Linked DNA regions of Mus musculus: regions 2 and 3 are each linked to region 1. A link is a loop called in an ENCODE intact Hi-C map of the cell type or tissue named here. Cell type or tissue: left cerebral cortex. All regions are shown on one strand.

Evidence for each region. Peaks named below come from ENCODE experiments on the same cell type or tissue, not always from the same donor. Only the 100,000 strongest peaks of a DNase experiment are listed, where the experiment ranks them.
Region 2: it touches region 1 in a loop (2.5-fold over the local background); 2 of 42 quality-filtered maps call a loop at or near these places.
Region 3: it touches region 1 in a loop (2.7-fold over the local background); 2 of 42 quality-filtered maps call a loop at or near these places.

What each region holds. Positions count from the first base shown.
Region 1 is chr17:74,484,678-74,492,677 of GRCm38, reverse strand. It overlaps Yipf4 (Yip1 domain family, member 4), which reads right to left and starts at 3,185. Exons shown (of 6, transcript NM_026417.4): 1 at 2,884-3,185; 2 at 173-332. The coding sequence starts at 2,962. It also overlaps the pseudogene Gm6476. In left cerebral cortex, no CTCF peak of the experiment used is centred here; DNase peaks (open chromatin) are centred at 3,203, 4,824, 6,393 and 7,400; H3K4me3 peaks cover 1,772 bases; H3K27ac peaks cover 1,249 bases.
Region 2 is chr17:74,640,451-74,648,450 of GRCm38, reverse strand. It overlaps Birc6 (baculoviral IAP repeat-containing 6), which reads right to left. Exons shown (of 73, transcript NM_007566.3): 46 at 6,643-6,818; 47 at 6,094-6,190; 48 at 5,765-5,959; 49 at 4,956-5,156; 50 at 1,703-1,982; 51 at 991-1,247; 52 at 626-734; 53 at 112-333. Among named protein-coding and RNA genes, the nearest start is that of Ttc27, 73 kb to the left of the region's middle. In left cerebral cortex, a CTCF peak has its summit at 3,323 (motif pointing right); no DNase peak of the experiment used is centred here.
Region 3 is chr17:74,627,990-74,635,989 of GRCm38, reverse strand. It overlaps Birc6 (baculoviral IAP repeat-containing 6), which reads right to left. Exons shown (of 73, transcript NM_007566.3): 39 at 6,469-6,585; 40 at 4,876-5,030; 41 at 4,253-4,379; 42 at 1,084-1,194; 43 at 94-227. Among named protein-coding and RNA genes, the nearest start is that of Ttc27, 86 kb to the left of the region's middle. In left cerebral cortex, no CTCF peak of the experiment used is centred here; DNase peaks (open chromatin) are centred at 617 and 4,975.

The DNA of each region.
Region 1 (8,000 bases):
CAGGAAGCACTCTTAACTGCTGAGCCATCTCTGTTCTTCACCAAAAGCTTTCTCTATTTCATCTCTATTATTTTTCACCAAAAGGCTAACATTTTCTTCATCTGTCTTTAAAAAAAAATAAGCATCCTACAGATTAGGTCTTAAAACACAAATTACATGTTCTTTCACATACAAAAGTGGCTTGTTATCTTCAGGATCCTCATCTTCAACTTCCAAAAGCCAGCCATAGCCTCTTTGTCTCAGAAATGTAGTAGCTGTAGATTCTTTGATGAAATCTCCGCTTACACCGAGGTTTAATTTGACATCTGGAGCTGCTATAGAACCGCTGAGATCTTAGGAGAGAAGACAAAACTGTAAACCAGGGTGAGATATATAAATCAAAATCAAAATGTATATATATATATGTTCAAGTAATTATGATTTGCCAATCTCTAAAAACATGTGCTATTACACATAATCTACAAATTATATCAATGAAAAAAAAATGTATTGAAGCGGGGCGGTGGTGACACACGCCTCTAATCCCAGCACTTGGAAGGCAGAGGCAGGCGGATTTCTGAGGCCAGCCTGGTCTACAGAGTGAGTTCCAGGACAGCCAGGGCTACACAGAGAAACCCTGTCTTGAAAAACAAAACAAAACAAAAATTTATCAATGACAGACACTGTACTACTTTTCATTTTACAATCAGAGAAAAAAAAAACAAAACAAAACAAAAAGAAGAGGCGAACGGCAAGCCAGGTACAATGGAACATGCCTGCAATCCCAGCACTCAGGAGGCTAAGGCAAGGAGCCCAAGCTAACCTCAATTTCATACTTAGCCAAGGATGATCTTCAAGTTCGGACCTCCCTGCTCTTCCTCCTCCCAAATGCTAGGATGAATCAGCACATCTACTGTATTTACATACTGCTAGAGATTAAACTCAGAGCCTCCTGCTTATTATCAACTAAGCTACACAGTCAGTTCTAAGTCATACTTTTTATAGCATATATCATCCCACTGAAATTTTTATCCTGTTCTCACCAGTCCATTATCTGATAGGAAACATCTTGTAATATCATCTCCATAAAATTTTCCTGATTTTGTTGCTGTTTTGTCTGAGACAAGGTCTCACTTTAGTCCAGGCTGGTCTTTAACTGCTGTTAGTCCCCCTGTCGCAGCCTCCCAAGAGAAAGGATTACAGATGTGATCCACCTTGCCTGGCTGTCTCTGATATAGTTAGGAATTATTTTTTTCTTCTCTTTTAATCTTTTATGAAATTCTAAGCCAGAGCTTCTAAAAATATTAATGTGTTTATGAATTACCCAGGGACCCTGATAACATATAAATCCACATTAAGGGAGATTATATCTAGATATGTGCCAGGTAATGTTAATTCTGCTGGCCTGCAAACATAAACCAGATACGACATTATCTATTTGTCTGACATAAACTATGGACATCTAGTTATTCCGGAGGCTGAGGAAAGAGAGCATGTTCAGGGCAATATTAGGTCACATGCTGAGTTCAAGGCCAGCCTGAGTAACTTAGTGTGACTGTCTCAGACTAAAATTTAAAATCGGGGCTGAGCTGTATGAGGTAGTATATGCCTTTAATCCCTGAAGTAGGGAGACAGAGGTTACCTTGTCTACATAAAGTTCTAAGCCAAACAGAGTTACATGGTGAGACCCTGTCTCATTTTTAAAAAATGAAAAAAAAAATACAAAAACCAAAGAAAGAGTTAAAAAAAAAAACTAAGAAAGAAACAAATCATATTTATAGAAATCAGATTTCTAGCCGGGCATGGTGGCGCACGCCTTTGATCCCAGCACTCGGGAGGCAGAGGCAGGTGGATCTCTGAGTTCGAGGCCAGCCTGGTCTACAAAGTGAGTTCCAGGACAGCCAGGGCTACACAGAGAAACCCTGTCTCGAAAAGACAAAAAAAAAAAAAAAGAAAGAAAGAAATCAGATTTCTGAGAAAACTCACGTTCATCTTTAAACTGAAATTTCTTTTCTACTTTGTTGAGACAGGGTTTCAGTATGTAACCCCGGCAGGCAGAGAACTTGATAACTGTGTAGTCTAAGCTGGCCTTTAATTCAGGTATCTCTCTGCCTCTGCTTTTCAAGTGCTGGGGTCGAAGGGGTTCATCACCAGGTATTTCCATGTCTATATCGAAATCAACTTGTTTTTTCATATTGGGCAGTCAAAAATCTGGTCCCTGGTAAGTAAATAAGATTAAATAAAAGCAAAATCCAAAACCAGGTTACAAGGAGTTGAACTAATGAGGGGTGGGGGAAATTTCCCACAGTAGAAACGTTTTTTGTTTTTTTTTTTTCTCCCTGTTTTTGTTGTTGTTTGTTTTGTTTTAAGCAAGCACAGTCGCTTGCTCCAAACAGTACAAGCCAAGTCTATAGACACTGTTGGGAACACTAAGTTGAATTCCTCAAGTTTCAAATGCTCCTGAATACAGTTTTTTGAACACTGGGACCAAACACTACAAACTGTGTGGACCCAGGGATCTGGGCAAGAAATCAAGTTCAATTAAAAATAAATAAATAAAAGCACGTCTCCTTTCAAGTAAGTTTTCCATAACCTGCCAAAAGTCACCTCAGTCGGGAAGGTTTTCCTATTAATAGCAGAGCCACACAGCCCCACTTTGTTCTCCCTTAGATCCCTCACTCTTTTGAGTAACTGCGGAGCGGAGTTCAGAAAGAACTCCTTCCACCAGATCGGCGGGTTCCCTGGTGAACCAGGACACCCGGGGACCCCAGCCCGCAGCGCCGGCGCCCCGCACCCTGCCTCGTCCCCAGAGGCCTCCGGGAAGGCCCAGGGAGCACAGGGGCGGAGTCCCCCAGCTCTGCCAACCCCCCGCCCCGGAGCCCCGGAGGTCAGCCTCGGCCTCACCTTCCGCGTCCGCCGAAGACACAAAGGTGAAGTCCCCGTTGGCAGGCGCATAGGCCGGGGGCGGGCCCGGAGGCTGCATCCCGCCGGCCTCGGTGCTGACGAGCGGCTGGGCCCGGGGCTCCGGGACGACCTGCTAAGGGGCGGCCTGCGAGCCAGGAGGCGCGGGCTCGGCCGAGGGAGGGGACGCGCGAGCTAAGCGCAGCCTCTGGCTGCCGACCAGGTCGCACCCGAGGCCAGCCGGTGGCGAGCACCCAAGCACCACGACGCCGGGGCCCTGACAGGACCATAACAGTGACAGCGCCGCCGGGATTGGCTGTTTGTAATCTGCTCGACTATTGGCTCCCGCGAGAAGATTCTGATTGGCTGTTTCTGTGTTGATTCCGGAAACCACTCCAACACCGGAAGTGGCCTCTGAAATCTCTGTTCCGCCCTCATCAGCTGTTTACTTAAATAATTCTGTCTACCTTTTTCCCTGTTTGAGTTTTTATAAACATATCTTCTTCGTTGTTGTTTAACACAATTTGAGAGCTTAGTCGTTTGATGGCTCACGCTTGTAATTCCCGGAACTCCTAGAGAGGCCGAGGCAGCATTGGCAAAAAAGTGAGGCCCTTTTTTTTTCAAAGGAAAAAAAAAAAAACAACACACACACACACACACAACACACACACAAACTACTTAAGTTTTAGGACTTCAACCCCTCATTTCCGACCACAAGATTCTGCCACAATAATTCTATATATTAATTATATAGGATGTTTACGAAATTATGTGTCGTGACAAAGCTTAGTCTCCTTATCAACAAAATTAAGAGGCCGGAGAATGGTCATTGTAAAGCTGTAAATTTCCACCTACGGTTTAAGTACTCTGGCCAAATTAATTTATGAAGAAGGCAGCAGTCCAGAAAGGATAAATTAGGGCAAAGAAGCCCTTGCTTTTTGCCTGCTGCTGATTTCATCTGTTCCCTAATAAACTACCCAAAGTTTGCAAATTCACCTACGTTTTTATTATTTCTTTAAGATTAATTTATTTATTTTATACAAGAGTACACCACCATTGCTCTCTTCAGACACACAGGAAGAGGGCATTGGATCCCGTGACAGATGGTTGTGAGCCACCATGTGATTGCTGGGAATTGAACTCAGGACCTCTGAAAGAGTATTCGGTGCTCTTAACCACTGAGCCATCTCTCCAGCCCGGTTTTTATTTTTAAAGGCTATGCGTGTGTGCTTGAGGGTATGTGTGTGTGCAGATGCCTGCAGAAGGCACAAGAGGGCTTCAGATCCTTCAGAACTGCGGTTCCTGCAGACACCCAATGCGGGTTCTGGGAACCCAAACTCAAGTCTCTACAAGAGAGCAAGAGCTCTTAACCTCTAAACCAACTTCCTAGTTACTCGTCTATGTTTATAATCTTAAATTTTGCTTTTCATTTTTCTAAACTTCTGTATATGTGTGTATGTTGGTAAACCGAGTGCCACCCACATTCCTTAGCCTGGTACTCCCCTAGCCCAGCTTTGTTAACAGCGACAGCAGCCATGTCATCACCAGCGGCCAAATTCAATTTATTTCCACTGTTACCACAGGTGGAGTAGTCTTCCTGTGTACATGTGCCATACCATTTATATAGGCCAAGCCTTCACAGCTTGCCACTGTGCATCAGAGGCAGCCTTTTGTATAACTACCCTCCAATACATCTCTCCAGTGAGGGGTTTTTTTTTTTTTTTTTTTTTTTTTAAGATTCAAGGTCATTATTTATTTGTTCCTCTTAAAGACTCATTTTTGACTGGACTCAGACTTAGAAGTAGAAGCTCTCAGAGAGGACAGCCTACGTCTCTTGGCAATCTGTTCCTGGCGCTTTTCTTTGGCTTCCTTCATTCTCTTGGCCAAAAGTTTAGCATATTCTGCAGCCTCCTCCTTGTTCTTCTTAGTGCGTTGCTTCTTCAGAGCAATACGTCGGCGTTTGTGTTGCAGGACGCGTGGAGTAACAAGACGCTGAATCTTGGGTGCTTTGGTCCTGGGCTTCTTACCTTCTTTGTTTAAGGGCTTCCTGACAACATACTGGCGGACATGATCTTCTTTGGAGAGATTAAAAAGCTTTCGGATTCTACTAGCTCTTTTAGGTCCCAGCCGATGAGGCACAGTAGTATTTGTCAGTCCAGGAATATCCTTCTCTCCTTTCTTTACAATAACCAAGTTGAGAACACTGAGATTAGCTTCAACAATGCATCCGCGAACAGACTTGCGCTTCCTCTCTCCAGTTCTCCTTAGTCTGTAACAGGAATGCCCCTTACTCAACAGCAGGCGCACTCTGCCATGGGTCAGAACACCGTGCTTCATGGGAAAACCTTGCTTGTCATTTCCACCGCTGATCCGGGCCACATAACCCTTCCACTCTTCACCAAGAGCATCAGCGGCTACTTCCGTGGCCATGCGTTTCTCATAGAAGGTGCGGAGCTTGCGCTCGCTCATCATCCACCTCGATGAGCTTCTGACAGCCAGTGGCAGGGAAGGAGATGTTCAGCTTCATTTTGACACAGCCGAGCGCCTAGGAGGCGTCACGAAAAAGAGGCCTGACTTCCCAACAGTAAGGGGTTTTTTTGTTTTGTTTTGTTTTGTTTTGTTTTGTTTGCATGGTGTTATTTTGTGTATCCCTTGTCCCTCTAATCACAGCAAAAACCCTTACAGTGTACATGTGTTTGAGTGCAGGTTCCTTGGGATGCCAGAAGAAAATGTTTGGGCCCCTGAAAATGGAGTCGCAAGCAGCCGTGAGCAGCCTCACATGGGTATCAAGAACAGATTTCAGGCCCACCGCAAGAGCAGGATGGGCTCTTAATAGCTGAGCCATCTCTCCAGCTCCTACCCCCTTTTATATGCTCAAGTAAATATAGTTTAATATTCGAACTACATAAAAGTAGTTTCCAATTTGGAGTGCTCTGAGGATGGACTGTGAAACAGACATGAATGACGCACAATGAATCCATAATGGAGCAAAAGGAAGGCATATTCTCTAATATCCTCAAAGGAATTTAGAGAATGTTTCTTACGGGAGGGAATAGGTTGGTACTCAGAGGGTGAATGGAAATGTAAGAGAAATATGTAAGGGTGTGTGTGTTGTGATTGACTGGACTTGGGAAACCAGAAGTCATGGAGTTTTTATGAAGAAAAAAAATTGGTGTAGAGAAAAGTCCCATAAGTACATAGAAAAGTAACTGTGAAGAGAGCAGCATGTGGAGAGCACCTTTATTCCCCGTACCCGAGGAGCAGACCTCTGAACTCAAAGTCAGCCTGGTCTCCATGGAGGGTTCAGGCCAGCTAGAGACAGTGAAACCCTTTTGAAGGAGAGGGAGAGGTTCAGGAGGGGCTATAGATACTCCGAAGAGTTTAAGTTCCTTTTTCCCGAGGCAAGGGAGTGATATAGCCAAGTATACTTTGAACTATTACTTAAAACTATACATATGGAAAGATGAAGACTTTCATAGAGATGTATTATAATATTTTTAAACAGCATCTCATTATGTAGTTCTGGCTCACTTGGGTTTCTCTATAGAGCCAGGCTTGCCTGGAACTCACATAGATTCATCTGCTGCTGTCTCCCAAAATATATATATATACACAATTCTTGTACTAGGTTTAGAAGTCTAGAAATGAGAGAGAAGTAAATATAAGAGGCATTAAGGTTAGAAATCCATCAAAACTAGTGATAAACCACAAGATACTAAGAGTAAAAAGCAGTAAGGAGCTGGAATACATTTCTCTCTTCTTTCTCTCTTTCTCTCTCTCTTTCTTTCTTTCTTTCTTTTTTTTTTTTTTTTTTTTTTTTTTTTTTTTTTTTTTGGTGGTTTTTTTGAGACAGGGTTTCTTTGTGTAGCCCTGGCTGTCCTGTAACTCACTCTGTAGACCAGGCTGGCCTCAAACTCAGAAATTAGCCTGCCTCTGCCTTCCAAGTGCTGGGATTAAAAGCATGTGCCACCATGCCCGGCTCTTTCTTCCTTCCTTCCTTTCTTTCTTTCTTCCTTCCTTCCTTCCTTCCTTTCTTTCTTTCTTTCTTTCTTTCTTTCTTTCTTTCTTTCTTTCTTTCTTTCTTTCTTTCTTTTCTCCTCCCTCCCTCCAAGGGTATTTCTGTGTAGCCCTGGCTGTCCTGGAACTCACTCTGTAGACCAGGTTGACCCTCTAAGTTCAACCTGATTCTGCCTACTGAGTGCTAGAATTAAAGGCATGCATTGTTGCCCAGGAAGTAATTTTTTTTCTCTTAAAACATGGTATAATGAAGCCCAGGCTGGCTTCCAACTCCATATATACCCAAGTTTGACCTTGAGCTTCTGATTTTCCTATTTGTGCCTTTCCAATGATGGCATTACAGGCAAGTGCTGTCAAGTCTGGTTTATGCAGTGCTGGGGACCAAACCTCTGTGTAAATGCTACCCAAGCACTGTACCAACTGAGTCCACCGAGTACATCCTCATCCCACTTCTTGTTTCTTCCTTTGGTGTTAGCAAATGTTACTGAGTATGGAAATGAGGGCGAGGAAGGTAGCTTGGCAGTTAGGAGCACTGGCTGCTTTTCCAGAAGATCCAAGTCTGGTTCTTCGCACTCGGTTCAGGAAGCTCACACCCACCTGTGCCTCCAGCTCCAGGGATCAGATGCTGGTGTCCTCTTCAAGGCCCCTGAACTCATATGACACTTCTTTTAAATATGTGTACCTTAGGGCTTCTATTGCTGCAACGAAACATCACAAGCAAAAGCAACTTGGGGAGGAAAGGGATTATTTCAGTTAATTCTTCCTGGGAATCGTCCATCCCTGAGGGGAGCCACAACAAAAACTCAGGAGGAGCCTGGAGGCAGGAGCGGATACAGAAGTCACGAAGGAGTGCTGCTTATTGGCTTGCTCAGCCTGTTTTCTTATAGAACCCAGGACCACCAGCTCATAGGTGACACCACCCACAATGGGCTGGGCCCTCCCCCATCAGTCACTAATTAAGAAAATGCCCTTTAGGCCTCTTTACAACTTAACCTTATGGAGATATTTTCTTTTCTTTTTTTTAAAGACTTATTTATTTATTATATGTAAGTATACTGTAGCTGTCTTCAGGCACTCCAGAAGAGGGCGTCAGATCTCATTAC
Region 2 (8,000 bases), 160 kb before region 1:
TCATCAACTCTAAAGCAGTAAACTACAGAAACAGACACAATACTATACCTAACAAATGGAAATATACAGTCAATATAGCATACACAAGAGTAGGATTTCACTCGTACTCACTCAAAGAGCTCTCGGTCTAGCAGTGCTGGCAAATCATACTCCACCAGCAGTTCATAACTGTGCCAAAGAATCGCTGCTACACAGTGCAAATGAGAGGGGGATGGCATGAGAAGACCATACTCGACAGCTGATGAGCTCGGGCACATATAGTTCATTCTGCCACTTCTCTTCAAAGCAGCCATTTTTGCAGAGTCACTGACCCACTTTAGCAAGGCCTGAATTCTTAAAAAGTTAAGAAAGACCAGTAATGCCACAACTGAAATTTGATATAAATAATATCTTTACATGTGAAGTATTCCTACCAATGTAATACGGACTACAAATACGTTTTAGCTCAAAAGCATTAAAAATATGTCTATACATATATTATTTTGTTTATTATATAAAGTATATGAATAGATGTTGATAGATATATTCGTTTAAACATTTGTAAGACTTTCTGAAGAAAAAGTATTAATTCCAATTCACAAAATCATGTTTGTGATTAAATTAAAAAAACAGTACCAAAGTATACCTGTCTTTAGTTCCAGGATCCTGAGTTGTACCAAGCTGGTAAAGAATATCTATTGTAGAATCAGAGGACAGTCCATTCAGCCTTCCAAAAAGTAAAGGGCTATTTAAATCTTAGCCAAGGAAAAAAGAAAAACATTGTTAAATTAGCCAGTTTACATGGAAAGATATATTTTTTAAGTTATTCGCTGAATATAAAAGTTATATTCACTGAATATTTAAATTATGTCACCTGTAAAATATGAAAAGGTTTAAAAATAACAAAGCTTTAAGAGAAATTCATTTCAGAAAGAATTACCAACATCATGTTGTTCACGTATGTTTACTGTGTAGGTGTGTAAAAATTACAGGAGCAAAGTCAAGAGTCACCTGTAGGATCGCTGCCTGATGCTGCGCAATTCCTCAGGAGAATGTCAATAAGCTTCAGGCCAATTCTAGTGGACTGCAACCCAATCTTTACCAGCACAACCTCAATGTTGGGGGAATGCATCCCACAGTATGGAGACATCAGTAAGGCAGCACAAGTCTGCAGCAGGTTGGCAGTAGGGGCAGCTGCACTGGCCATCATCCCTTCTAGATCACTTATATGTGTAAGGCAATGATGTAATAACCGTAACCATCCAATGCTGAAACATACAAAGGACAAGTATGGTAATATAAGTAGCTCAAATTATTGCAGATGCTTTCCGTAAATCTCAACTTTACTAATTCATGGTTATACTCATCAAAATTATTGTATTAGACCTAACAGAAATAGGTACTATATAAGCACCTACAGAACAACTTACTAAGGTGATTTGGGGGAGGTGGAGCGCAGGGGTGGGGGTGGGGTGGTGGTGGTGGTGGTGGTGGTGGTGGTGGTGGTGGTGGTGGTGGTGGTGGTGGTGGGGTCTCCTTATGTAGCTATGTAGACCAGGCTTGCCTGGAACTCACAGAAAACCACCTGCCTTTGCCTCCCAAGTACTGGCATTAGAGATGTGCACCATCACCTCTGGCTAGGATGAATAATTTGAAAACAACCCCAGAAAGCATTTTTTAAGAATAAGAGAAAAAAAGAGTAAGAAGTAAAAAATATATATACCTTGTTTTAGAAACTTGATCTTCAGATGGAAGAAAGGGATTATTAACTGTGGCTGATGAGGTGGTACCAAAAGCAGTAAGGCCTAATAATTTAATCTGTGAGAGGCCTAGTGTGCTGGCGTCCCGAGGACGATGGAGTCTGAGGCAGACAGCAGAAGCTACTTCGGCTTTGACAAGCTGAATTTTTATGTAGGTGAGACCGCTTGTGACAACAGGAGTAGACAAAGGGAGCATATTAACACCATCTGCACTTACTTCAACAGACACTGACGATGGGCAGGCTGCAGGAAGAGAAAACTGAACAGTAAAAAAAAGGGAACTAGATGCTATATTCTAGTACTCTAGATGAAGGGCACTAATCTGGCAACTTTGAGATGCATGCACTATGAGCTTACAGAAAGCACTAACTATAACAAGAAGTACCAGTCACTAGCATTCATCACCACTTTGCATGTTTTTAAAAAATATGACCTCCCACAATTAAAATAATCATAAATATGGAAATATTCACCTAAGGAAAAAGTAACTTATATCAGTTGTGTATGTATTACATACTTGCAAAAAGTAAAATAAAGCAACTTAGAGGGCAATTACTTCCTATTCCTCTTCTACCAAAACTGTCATGAACATAGCATAGTTTTAAGATTGGTTGTTTAGAATAACTTGAGAAGACCAGAATAGTAATTACCAATCGGTTCAATACTGTAAGATTTGCAACACTGTTAACATCACAACTAGTTTCGCCTTTTATTTACATTTTAAATCTTAACCAAACGGTTTCAAATTTTAAGAGTAAAACAGTTTTTGTTACATAGGAGTGCCAGTGAGGTAACAAATGGAAACTCCTAATGGGACATTCTGCTCCCTGCATAGCACAGAGGCCTATGGGGCAAACATAGCTATCAAAGAAAAATCTTAAAAATTGGTTTATTTCTATACTAAGTATAATTTTATTAATTGTCAATTAAATGGCAGGCTTACATTAAGGGTTAGAGAAATTTTTTTAAAGTTTGTAAACTGTAACTTCAAAAACATTTTCAAGAAACTAATAACGGCTGTATTTTACATGAGCAATACACTTTAAGGAATCAAACAACTGAAATTTCTACCACCATTTAATAATAAATCTATTCAATTTTCACTGGAACATATATTGAGTCCCTGCCCTAAACCACCAGAAAGTTATCTGTTAGTTAAGAATGCATAAATACCAGCTTTCTCTACCCACACTGTACTTGAGTTCCAAATTCTCACAGGCAAAATCTATCCACTTTCAAACAAACTGTTTTCCTCCCAAACAAAAGCTTTCTCATTTCAGATCGCAATACTTGAACTGCAGCTTAGAGCTTGATGCAAAGCTTACTAGGAAAGGACTCCATGCCACTAGATCACGTCTCGGTTTCTATCTGCACACTAGGTTTCTCTAGCTGTCTACTCACAAGATACCCATGCAGATACTCAACTGTAAATCCTCCTGCTGAAGACTAAGTAGATAGGAAGGTAGGCCTATGCTACCCTGTCAAGCAGTACTTTGTCTTTTAAAATAGTTTATGGCCTGCTAAAGTAAGGTTTTAGTATATGTTATTCTTTTTTTTTTTTTTTTAAAGATTTATTTATTTATTTATTACATGTAAGTACACTGTAGCTATCCTCAGATACTCCAGAAGAGGGAGTCAGATCTCATTATGGATGGTTGCTGGGATTTGAACTTCGGACCTTCGGAAGAGCAGTCGGGTGCTCTTACCCACTGAGCCATCTCACCAGCCCGTTATTCTTTTTTTTTTAATTAGATATTTTCTTTATTTACATTTCAAATGTTATCCCCTTTCCTAGTTTCCCCTCCGAAAATCCCCTATCCCCTCCCCACTCTCCCTGCTCCCCAACCCACCCACTCTCATTCCTGGTCCTAGCAGTCCCCTATACTGGGGCATAGAACCTTCACAGGACCAAGGGCCTCTTCTCCCATTGATGACCGACTAGGCCATCCTCTGCTACATATACAGCTAGAGCCACAAGTCTCACCATGTGTTTTCTTTGATTGGTGGTTTAGTCCCAAGGAGCTCTGGAGATATTGGTTAGTTCATATTAAATTTCCTCCTATAGGGCTGCAAACCCCTTCAGCTCCTTTGGTATGTTCTCTAGCTCCTCCATTGGGGACCCGGTACTCTGTCCAATGGATGGCTGTAAGCATCCACTTCTGTATTTGTCAGGCACTGGCAGAGCCTCTCAGGAGACAGCTATATCAGGCTTCTGTCAGCAAGCTCCTGTTGGTATCTGCCATAGTGTCTGGGTTTAGTGGTTGTTTATGGGATGGATCCCCAAGTGGGGCAGTCTCTGGATGGTCGTTCCTTCAGTCTCTGCTCCAAACTTTGTCACTGTAACTCCTTCCATGGGTATTGTGTTCCCCCTTCTAGGAAGGATTCTGAGCTAATATCCACTTATCAGTGAGTGCATATCATGTGTGTTCTTTTGTGATTGGTTACCTCACTCAGGATGATATCCACCAGATTCATCCATTTGTCTAAGAATTTCATAATTCATTGTTTTTAATTGCTGTGTAGTACTCCATTGTGTAAATGTACCACATTTTCTGTATCTATTCCTCTGTTGAGGGACATCTGGGTATGTTACTATTTTTGTTTTATTTCATCTGGAAACACAGGCTGGCCTCAAGTTCAAAACTGTCCTCCCTCATGTTCCCATGACATGAAATTACAGGGACATGACATTATGTCTGACGTTCACCTTATATTATTTGGATGAGATTAGGTAATAGTTTGAATATAACTAGATTATAGTCTACCTTAAAAATAAAAATATTCTTCCAAACATACTAAAAATCTATGAAATCTCCCAAGGTTTTCAATTGAATAACATTGAACACAAATGAATGTGACCATCTCAATATAAACTGTGAGTATGCTGAAAGAAGCTAAGTGACTTTAAATGGAAAAATATTATCAAGCATTGTTACTGAATATTCTACAAAAAAAATCTGTCTCTACTTAATCTGGAACTGATTTTCCAAGTATTTTAAGGAATTTACCTTAAAATGTTCTGATAAAATATATTCAATTAAGAACCAAGTGAATTATACAGAAGGGGGGGGTGGAGGAGGGGAGGGAGGGAGGGAGCCCACAGCGATTAAACACATGTACCCATGACCTAACACCAAAGGTGAGCACAGGAGGGCTTGCTGAGAGCACTTCCGGTCTTCCCTGCCTGTCACTCGCAGCACTCCTCACAGTACGCACTTGCGAGAGATGCGAGGTGAGGTTGAATGTGTATCTCCTTCAGCAGCACTGCTGACGGAAGGTGGATGGTAAGGTCACACCAGGCTTCCTCAGGCAGAAAGATGTAGGACCAAGCAGCAGAACGAGCTCTTCGATGGGGCGGTGTGGCTTGCAGGAGCACCTCAGCTGGCTGGGCAGTAGGACTACTAGAAGTGATGGTACCTACAAGGAAACAGTGGGAAACAGCATGCAAACGTGTGAAAAGGATGCAGGAGAACACGAGAAATACTCAGATGATACCATATGAAGCTATAACAACCAGCAGAAAATAAACATCTGCTGGAATAGCTACACTGTCAGTCACCAAGCATGATGATCAACAGTAGTCCCAAAATAGCCAGTCAACTATTAGTCAGAGGACAAGTGACCATTAGTGAGCACATGTCTAGGGTAATTTTTAAATTAAGTAGAAAACTCTTGAGGACTATAATTTCTTTAACCATGAAAATAATGGTCTTTATTTCTCAGATGTTCATGAAACAACAATAAGAAAAGCATGAAAGAAATGCAGTATGAAGGAATAAACACCTAAATTAAAAATGTAAAACATATCAATGTTTAAGTCCTTTTAAGGTGATTAACATTTGAAGAGAGAACTGACCTAAAAATGTTGTACTTAGTAGAATGTTTTGGACCCAACAGCCTATAAAAGGAATTTTTTTATTTAAAATTGTACTAATCTAGTTTCAACTTGTGTCCACAACTAATTTTGCTTCACCTCATCAGAACACAGAGCTGAGTCATAGTAAGAGGCATAACCACTATCTTACCAAGTGGTGCAAAGTTATGGATTCCTTCTGCATTGTCAGGCTCAGAGGCCAGGATCCTTGTTTTCAAAGTGCTGTCAACAGCTTTATTTGGTCCAGAATCAAGAAATTTCATAATAGTTGATACCATACTTCTTGCAGTGTTCACAATAGCCCTTGTACTGGTAACCATATTATTGCATATGAGCTGAACTCCACCTAAATTCACAAAGAATACTAAATGAAAAGAATCCTAGAAACAAGTGAAGATTCAGAGTACAAAAATGACCATGCCACAATGTTAGCTGAAAGGACCATGCTAGAATGACAGCATAGGAGATTTTTTTTCTTACCCATATCATGGAAAGCTTTCAATGCATCACTAGTATCCAACACTCTCAAGATAAACCACAACAATGGCTCAGATAACTGGCAAGTAGCAAGAGAGCCCTAAAAAGTAAACACACAACATGATTTTCTAAGTCCCTGTGAATCTGGACAACTCGATTTCTTAATATGATCGAAATGACACTATAGGAATGACCAAGGAATTAATGAAAACATTGTATTAGAATGAAAATTTACCCTCACACCCTTTAGAATTTTGTTGTCCATGTTTAGTAGTTCTGTGTCATATCTCAGGAAACAACCTGCTAGTTAAAGATGCTATCTCAGGGAAAGGAGTAGTGAGCCTTTCCAGAATATAAATATTGACTTTATCTCTGTAGTCATTTTTCAAAAGACCATATCATGAAATTTTATTCTTCAATTTCTATTAAAAGTAAAATCTAAGAGTTACTTTGCCCATGAACATGGATACTGTTCATCTGTCTGATGTAATTCTCTGCTTGCATTACCATCAAACTGTTAAATTACTGCAGCAGCTGCTGGACTGAACGTACTTGTCTGCCCATGTATCCACAGGCCATGTAGGTCAAGATTGGCTGCAACATCATGTGGACTGTAGAGGCTTTCTTACTAAGTGTTGTCAATATGGTAAATAATCCATCTCCAACTGATATGGCATCTAACCCACCATGGAAGTTCTCATGTTTGGTGAGATGTAAGCCACTTGCACCTAGTTTAATAGAAGATTATACATTTTGTAAAATACATACATAAAAACAAATAAAATTATAACAATTAAAAAAAACCAATTTTTCAAAAAACATTAAAGGATAGGTACATAAGTCTCTTCACTTTCTCACAAACAGAAACATAGACACATGTGCTCACATACACGTTCATGCATATGCATACACACAAACACACACAGACAGACAGACAGACAGACTCCTATAAAGATTTAAGTATTTGTAGAGGTATCCAATAAAGTACTGGGTGTACTGTCTTACATGAGACCTCCCACTGCGGGCTAATATAAAAATGGTCCTATTATATGACTAAGGACATAACTTTAAATGACATCACTGAATCAAGAAGAAAATAAAGGGATTAAGAGCACTGTCTCCTCTTCCAGAGGACCCACTTTTGATTAACAGCACTTTCAGGGTAAGTACCTCACTGTCTATAACTGCAGTCCCAGGGGGATTTGGAGCCTTCTTCTAGTCCCCTGGGAGCACAGCATGCAGGTGATGTAAACATAGAGCCAAGTAAACTATATACTCATGAAATAAAATTGGAGGTGGGAGAAGGGGAAGAGTATTAGTGGGCAGAAAATGTTTCAGACATAAAGTGCCTTACATTATGTTAAAGCCCTTTAAAATTTTTATTTTCCAATGGTAGAAAAGTTAAACACTGACATGTAAAAGTGTAATGGCACATGTATCATAAAAGCATGCAGGAATGGGGTACATTTTGCTGTTTTCTCATACTCTGAAGCCATTACAGTGACTTAAAATGGATGACTTAATCCTGCTTTTTCTTCTCTTTTTTGAGACAGGGTCTCCCTAGTTAACATTACCCTCACTGCTTACATCATGCTGAGTTTAAACTGATGGAGAACCCTTTTCTTTTTCCTCCTAAGTGCTGGAATCAAAGGCATTGGGCCACAATGCCTAGTTAATCTTAATTTCTTAATCAAGTTACTTTGTTAAGATTTTCTCAGATTTTTTTTTTTTTTTTTTTTGGATTTTTGAGACAGAGTTTCTCTGTATAGCCGGGACTGTCCTGGAACTCACTTTGTAGACCAGGCTGGCCTCGAACTCAGAAATCCGCCTGCCTCTGCCTCCCGAGTGCTGGGATTAAAGGCGTGCACCACCACGCCCGGCTCAGAATTTTTGATAGTGTAGTTCCTGTA
Region 3 (8,000 bases), 140 kb before region 1:
AATGCTTACAATCTGTTTGTCATAAAGGCTACTTTAATTATCTGTTTACTGAGAGGTATGAACATATACATCAATATTTAAACACTTTATTACCTGTGGGCTATGCTGATTCGTCCCATGAGGACTGGTACCAGAAAGAAATTTCACTAACACATGAATAAGGTTTGGATCTGAAACCAACAGATGAGCCGTAGTCTCCTGAATTCCAATAGAACTGCTGGAACCAGCTATTAAAAAAAAAAAAAAAAAGGAAAGGGATGAATAACTCCTAGCAATAAGGAAATGTATTTATATGTAAGTTTTCATTGCAAAGAATAATGCCACATTCCTTTTTAAAACAGATTCAATCTCTTGGGCTGGTGGTGCAGACAAATAATCCCAGATACTGAGGATGCTAGGGGCAAGAGAAACTGCTAGCGCTACAGAGTTCAAAGCCGTGCACAGCAAAAGGAAAAAAGAGCATCGTGAATACAGTCGAGTATGTTTCACATGAAAGAAGCCCAGGTTCCCTAATCTCTACTCAGAAGACGGACTGGAGAGCATTCTGCTTCTCATCTACCACATGTCTCCTCCTCTCACCTCCCTTCAGATTGTGAAAGCATACCAGTACATCTTTATTTGGTACACAGACCAGTGGGAAGGACCTAAATCTCAAATGGCCTCTGGCAGAGTCACAACGATCCATTTCCAGAAACAGAAAAAGATACACTCACTTTTTAACTCAGCTCTCTAAGATAAATTGAGGCAAGACCTATGCGGTTGTCATGCACAGGTTCCATTCTGTCAACTGTGGTAAGTAACGCATCCTCTGAAACCCACTAACTTAATCTTCAGCAGCACAGAGTCAGATGGGAAATACAATACAAGTCAGAGAGTAGAACAATTCTTTAAATATTAGTGTAAGGTATTCTATTAAATAAACTTATGTTTAAATAAATATAAAATCATCCAAATATTGATAAAATAGAGACTAAAAAAGAATGAGATAAAAAAAAAAGCAATAAATCCTTAGGTGAATATTTCATTTTCTGAAATGACTTAAAGTATATGACAGAGATCCATATAAACACATTTTGAACTTACAATTAAGCTGCATATTCGTCATGAGTGTTAAGCTATGAAGCACAAGGCACCACGTCCGGAGCAAAGTATTTGGATACCAAGCTAGCACTGTGAGAAAGCTAGCTATTGATGCTACATAGAAAAAGAAAGGAAAAATATATTTAGTTGGGATAAATGAATACTTATTAAAGACTAAAAACAAAATATAAATTATTTCTTCACAATTAACTCATATCTTCAAATATTCCCACTACCTAAAATAAAACTCAAAGGGCTGACAACAAGGGGACTGGAGAGAGGCTCAGTGGGATTCCCACAAGATCACCAGTGCATTAACTGTAGCTCCAGGAAAGCTGATGGCTCTTCTGACCTCTGTGGGTCCCAATGCACTCACACGCAGACACTCAGGAGCACAGACATAGTGTAGGAACTCAGTAACAAGACAAGTTTAAAGCTCAGCATGTGACACACAATGAAATGTTATCATTACAAATCTGATGGACTTTTTATCCAATGTGATTTGTCAACATTCTTCAGAACAAAAATCTTATAAAAAGGCACCTGAAAAAATCTGGGATATCAGGGCCAGAAAGCGAGAGTGGGTGAGTTGGTGAGCAGGGGGACGGGGGAGAGAATAGGGGATTTTCAGAGGGGAAACCAGGAAAGGGGTAAAATTTGAGATGTAAATAAAAAATAAAGAAAATATCTAACTAAAACAATTGTGCAGATGATATCTGCATCTGTATTCATATTTATACGTCAGCATTTTAACCTGTTGCACAGACACCCACTGACTTTTCATGCATCACTCCCCAACAAGTCTGTGGGTCCTGACATACTTCTAGTGGTATTTCCAAGACTTATTCTAATTCCTATGTTAATTAAAGACAATGATGCCTGTTTTCTTTTGAGAGAGAGAGAATATTGTTTATTGTTAAAATGATGTAGATTTTAAATTAAAATTGTAGTTTTACAGAAAAAAATAAAAACAAATGACCAAAAAATCTGGGATATTGTAGACCAATCAAAAACGTGACTTCAGAAGAAAAGAGCAAACTCAAACTACTGAAAAAACTTAAGAGACACAGACAAAGAGAAGTGATAGCAGCTGGAGAAGTGTAAGAAGTTACTCCGAGTGCACAGTGCCCATCAAATACAGCAGACTGGAGAACCAGAGCCCAACCCTTCCTTTAAAACATGCTGTAGAGATGCTGTTGACAGCTGTTAAGGAAGGAAGTTTGGAAGAGCTGGAATGCCAAAAGCTTAAAACAACAAGATGGACTTTGAAATCCAAAACCAAAACCATTTAATTGACACAAATGAAAAAATTTCCAAGTTCAACAAACAGAACCATGGGGAATATTCATCTTGTCACATCTAATTAAATGTTGATAAGCCTAAGTATCTACACAATAGTTTTACAAAAAAACAAAAAACAAAACAACAACAAAAAAAAAAACCCACCACAGAGATGAGAAGTGACATGTGCTTCTACTTTTAGGCTACAAAGCTCGTCAAGGACAAAGGAGAAAGGGAGGGAGGGAAGGAAGACAGAGGAGAGGAAGAGGAGCAAAAGCAAGGAAGAAACGCAAAACCCAACAGCTCAGCTTTTATTCTCTGTGTTTATGATTTGTTTAGGTTATGTGTATGATTCTTTGCCTGCACATCATATGTGCACCTGGTGTTCAAAGAGGTGTGGTGGATCCCCTAGAACTGGATGAACTATAGATGGTTATAAGACACCATGAAGGTGACTAGGAACCAAACCTGGGTCCTTAGCAACAATAAATGCCCTTAACTGCTGACCTATCTCTTCAGGGCCCGAAAGTCCACTTTTAGTAGCATTCTGTGGTAATATGAAAATGGTTGGCTATTCTCTCACAAAATCATGAAAAAGTTTCAAATTTTCCTGTTTAAGAGCACTTAGAATAGTATCCACACATCAACAAGATGCAGCTCTGAAGAAGCAATGTATATCACCTGCCCTTACAATGCTGGAGTTGGTATTTTGCTGAACCCAAGGGACACAGGGTGAGTGCCCCAGAAAGAGATAAGTTTTACTTAAATGCATAAAAAAAAGAAAAATTAAGACAAAAATAATGCTGAACTAAGGAATTAAGGTGTGGCGTGTCCGTCCGGATTCTGAATGTATCCAGGTAAACAAATAAGCAAGGTGCATTCCCAGACCTACAGACCTCTGGGAAGTCACCCAAACATGAGCTTCTGGTGCTAGGAGGGAAAACTCTTACTGAAAGGGAAAAAAAAATCCACAACAGAAGTAGAAAGACAGAACAGAGTCACAGGAACTAAACACTCTGTGTGGAAAAAAGATACATTAATGCAAACAGGCCGCAGAGAGAGGGCAGCATGTAAAAGTATCTGCTGTACAAATCTAAGTGTCGGAGCTCAAGGGCCCAGAAGTCACGTAACAAGCTGAAGGTGCAGGTGCACCTATAGCCCTGGGATCAGAGCAGGCACAGCAGAATTGCTGAGGCTTGCTGGCTTACTTACCTAGATTCAAGTGAAGTAACAAAATGACTCAAGGGAATAAGGAAGGCAGTGACAGCATAGGATACCTTAATCCTTTCTCTGCACACACAGGAAACACACACACACACACACACACACACACACACACGTGTGTGTGCGCGACTATGGATGGAAGGAGGGGAGGAGAATGGGAGAATAAAGAGAAGGAAAAGAGAGAGAAGCGAGCGAGGGAGGTGGGAAGTGGGAGGCGCGGGGGATGAGGAGGTTTTTTGTTTTGTTCTGTTTTGGTTTGGAGACAGGTTCTCACTATAGAGTATGTAGACCCAGACTGGCCTAAAACCCATGCCAGACAACCTGACTAAAACATTAGCCAGGTCTCAATACTGAGCTTTCAAATAAACAAAAACAAACAATTCATTATTTTAAAAATAATTTAAAGTAGGGGCTCACTATAGTTCCAACTGGCCAACAACACACTATGCAGACCAGGCTGGCCTCAAGTCATTACTCCACTTGCCTCTGTCTCTCAATGCTGAGATTAAAGGCGAATGCCATCACACCCAAGCCAAAGAACTTCTTTCACCAAAATAACACAATCCTAACAATAAAGATAATGTACATTTTAACCTAATTATGTTCATTTAACAATTTGCTATTTTAATTACAGTATGGATTTCCAGCAAAAAACAAAAAACCTTACCTTGATTTAATGAGATGACAGGTATCCGATTAGCATTATATAAAAAAATATCTGCTCCATTCTCTTTGTTCCCTGATGAACTAGAATTAAGGCTCAATGTGAGCCACAACTGAAGAAGTGACTCCAACTTAAAAAAATACAAATAAAGGAAAGAAAACTAAGACGAGGAAAATGTATGAAGGACCATTCAAACAAAAATATTTATGCTTATAACCTTATGAGTAAATAACTTGTTTCTCATTATCTCCTAGCTATTTTAACTAGGTCAGCAAGCAAACATATCTTAAAATTCTTGATAAATTATACTTTAACTGAATTAAAATATATAATTCCCTTTAAACCCCATGTTTTCCTCAATGAAAAATGGGAATTAACTCTTTTAAACCACAGGGTTATAAACAATATAAAGCAGAAAAAGTACCAATACTTAAACTCATGAAAATAAAAAATGGCTGGCAACTAAGGTGGGGGGAATCAGTAAATATTCCTAAGATTTTTCTCAACCAACTATAATAAAGATACCATCATGGTCAGGTCACATATGAACTTGCATTCAATTGCATCCAATAAAAACCATTATGTCAAACTATGTCAAAATACATTACTTTCCTTTAAAGTCCTACCTGAACATGATGGACTTGAAGCATGGAGAAGAGTTTATTGAAACAAACATTTAACATTGGGACAGATGAGAGCTGTATCATGAGCTGGCTGTTCTGGTTTGCTGGCTGTAAATTCCCCAGAAGTGAGTCATCTGTTCCAGTTGGAGATTGTGAAACTGAAAATCAAACAAAAGTACCACTTTATGAGCAAGGTTCGGAATACATGTGAATTAACAAACAGACAAGAATAGGTTATAACGTTTTGTTAAAATTAAATTGTATACAATGGTTCTATAATAGTAATTTAGGAATTATTAGAAACTAAAGACAAGAAAACGAAACTCGCAAATTTAGAACACTAATCTCTCTCACTTTTCCAAAGTTAGTGAAAGGAAAACCTTTACTAATTATAAAGAAAACCGTTCTAGAACGCTGCAATATATAAAGTGCATGCCTTTGTGTTTTACTGTGCTGTTAAATTTAGGGCGTAGCATTCTAGAAAAGTGCTCTGGCACCAACCCAGACATGCAACCTGCAGTTCATCCGTTCTTAACTTTGACTGCATCTTAGAACTGACCGCATAGCTTTTCAAGAATTAATAAAATGAAAATCTACTTATGGGAAATAGAAAATGTAAGAACACTGTGGAGAAATGTATGTTATATTCAGAGTATTATTAAACTAAAAAGGAACACACCTGGGTGAAGGACAGTGAGCAAGGGCAAAAGATTCACTGAAAACAGAAAGGATTCTTAAAAGGCTCCCAATCAATAATGAAATGGGATCTTGAAGGTATCCTACACTGTTTCATGTTCTGAGGGGATTGAGCTCAATAAATGTGGTTCCTACATTAAATGAGAGCTATTGCACAATGTTTTTTATGTACTAATAGGATCTGTCCCCTTCTATTCCTTCATCTTCTGTGAGCAAGAAAAAAAATGCATATTGTGAACTTTCTATTTACAAAAGGAAGACCATATGTTGTGGGTTCTCTTCTTCCAACTATCTACATGTCTTCCTTCATTCAGCCTAGGAAACAATGAAATGGCATGTATGCCTAAGGAGACAATGTCACTGTTAGCTCCTCCTACTCAACACCACTACTTAATGTTGTCTTTGATAAGCGGGGTAGACATCAACACCAGGAAGGCACAACTCTGGCAGATCACCTGTCTCTGTCCAGACCATTAGGAAAAAGATTGCCTTTCTTTTGCTGTAATTGGAATGTGATGCCTCTCAATTCTGGATTTGGTTAGGAGACCTTTGAATGACACTTCACTTATATTATCAGCCTAGTATTTCAAAATAAAGAAGCTAATACTTAAAAAGTCGTGTTGTGTCATGGATGTAGAATCAATATAATAAAATATATAGCATTCCCTAGAGTCTCCTTAACGTCACAGCAGCACATAAACAGGAATCCGCTTTAGGTCTCTGGACTGAAGTGGTCACTTCATGAGACAGTCATTTCATACCAGGACACCAAGTTACATGTTGTTAAGTCATACACTCAAAGCACCTTCAAATTTACCACAGAGAATTTTAAACTTGTCCTTGATGATATTCAGAAAAGCAATGACCCCTTGAAAGCATGTGAATTGTAATCAAACTTACAGGTAGGAGATGTATTTGTTAATGCTTGTAAGATGGAGTCTGCTTCCAGAGTAGACATCATTTTCAACATAAGTTCTGCTTGCTGTTCAAGACCAACTTCTAGACGAGCATCTAAAGCTACAAAAGGGAGGAGGAGATATCTGAAAAGTTAATACTCATGGGCTCCATACTATAGAAATGTGTAAACATCTGATCCCAGAAGAGGCTTCTACTTCACAAAAAGAAATGCTGGCGTGTGCTACCAAGGACTAAAACCAAGGAGAGCATCTGAGCAACAAAACAACTTGCTCTGATGGGAAATGAATGCACTGAGACTGGAATAAATCGGTGACATGATGAGAGTGGAAGGAAATACACGAAAGAAGGGAAGATGGCTTCCCCATCCCAGAGGGAAGATGGAAACAAAAAACAAACAAACAACAACAAACCACCATCAACAGAAGATTATCAGATAAGGAAATAAATGTTAGCTTATCATACTAGGTACAGATAAATGTGTAGACAGACACTCACATAATACCATTAAGACACTAATAATTATAATTCAAATCTTGATTTCTTTAAACAAAATTTAAAATATAGTAATTATAGAAGAGACTAACTTTCAAATACAAGCAAAAGTAGAAAAGGATGAAGTTGAGGCAACATCATACCATTTGCCCAAGAACTAGAAAATGCTCTAAGCCGGGCGTGGCAGTGCGCGCCTTTAGTCCCAGCACTTGGGAGGCAAGGACAGGTGAGGTGGATTTCTGAGTTCGAGGCCAGCCTGGTCTACAAAGTGAGTTCCAGGACAACCAGGGCTACAGAGAAACTCTGTCTCGAAAAACCACCAAAAAAAAAAAAAAAAAAAAAAAAAAAAGAAAGAAAAAGAAAAAGCTCTCTCTAAGAGGAACAATAACTTCTCATAAAGCCAGAGGCCATTTATAGAGTCCTATCAGTCATGTCTGAGAAAACTAACATATCCAATTAAATCAAAGTATTTTAGTGACTATGTTTAATAACATACATGAAAATGATCAAAATTATAAATAATATACCTATTGCTTACAGTAAAAAATGAATGACAATAATAAACTATAAGTACCTGATTAAAAGAGAAAATCAAGGACCAGGTTAAAATTTAATGAAAACCTCTCTAGAAACATATTAGGTTTTGGTCTCTTGTATACACACACACACACATACACACACACACACACACACACACACACACACACACAATTAAGGTTAAAAAACCTTAATAAAAAAGTTAAATGCAATACTGTGGATAAATATGTATATGCTATTTAAATGTATATTTTGATCTGGGCTGAGACTACACTCTCTAAAAGGCCACCTAACAAAACCCCATTATCAGACACTGGAAGCCTTCTTTGAGCTGTTAGTCAAGGCTGTCCCAGAGACTGCTAAAACATAAAAACTATTGCTATTGCCTTTGTAAGTGGAAAGTGAGTCCCTATTGCTGAATATACCATGCGTGTCAGAGGCCATGAGCTACAACTGAACTGAATGTTTCCTCCCTAAGACTGAGC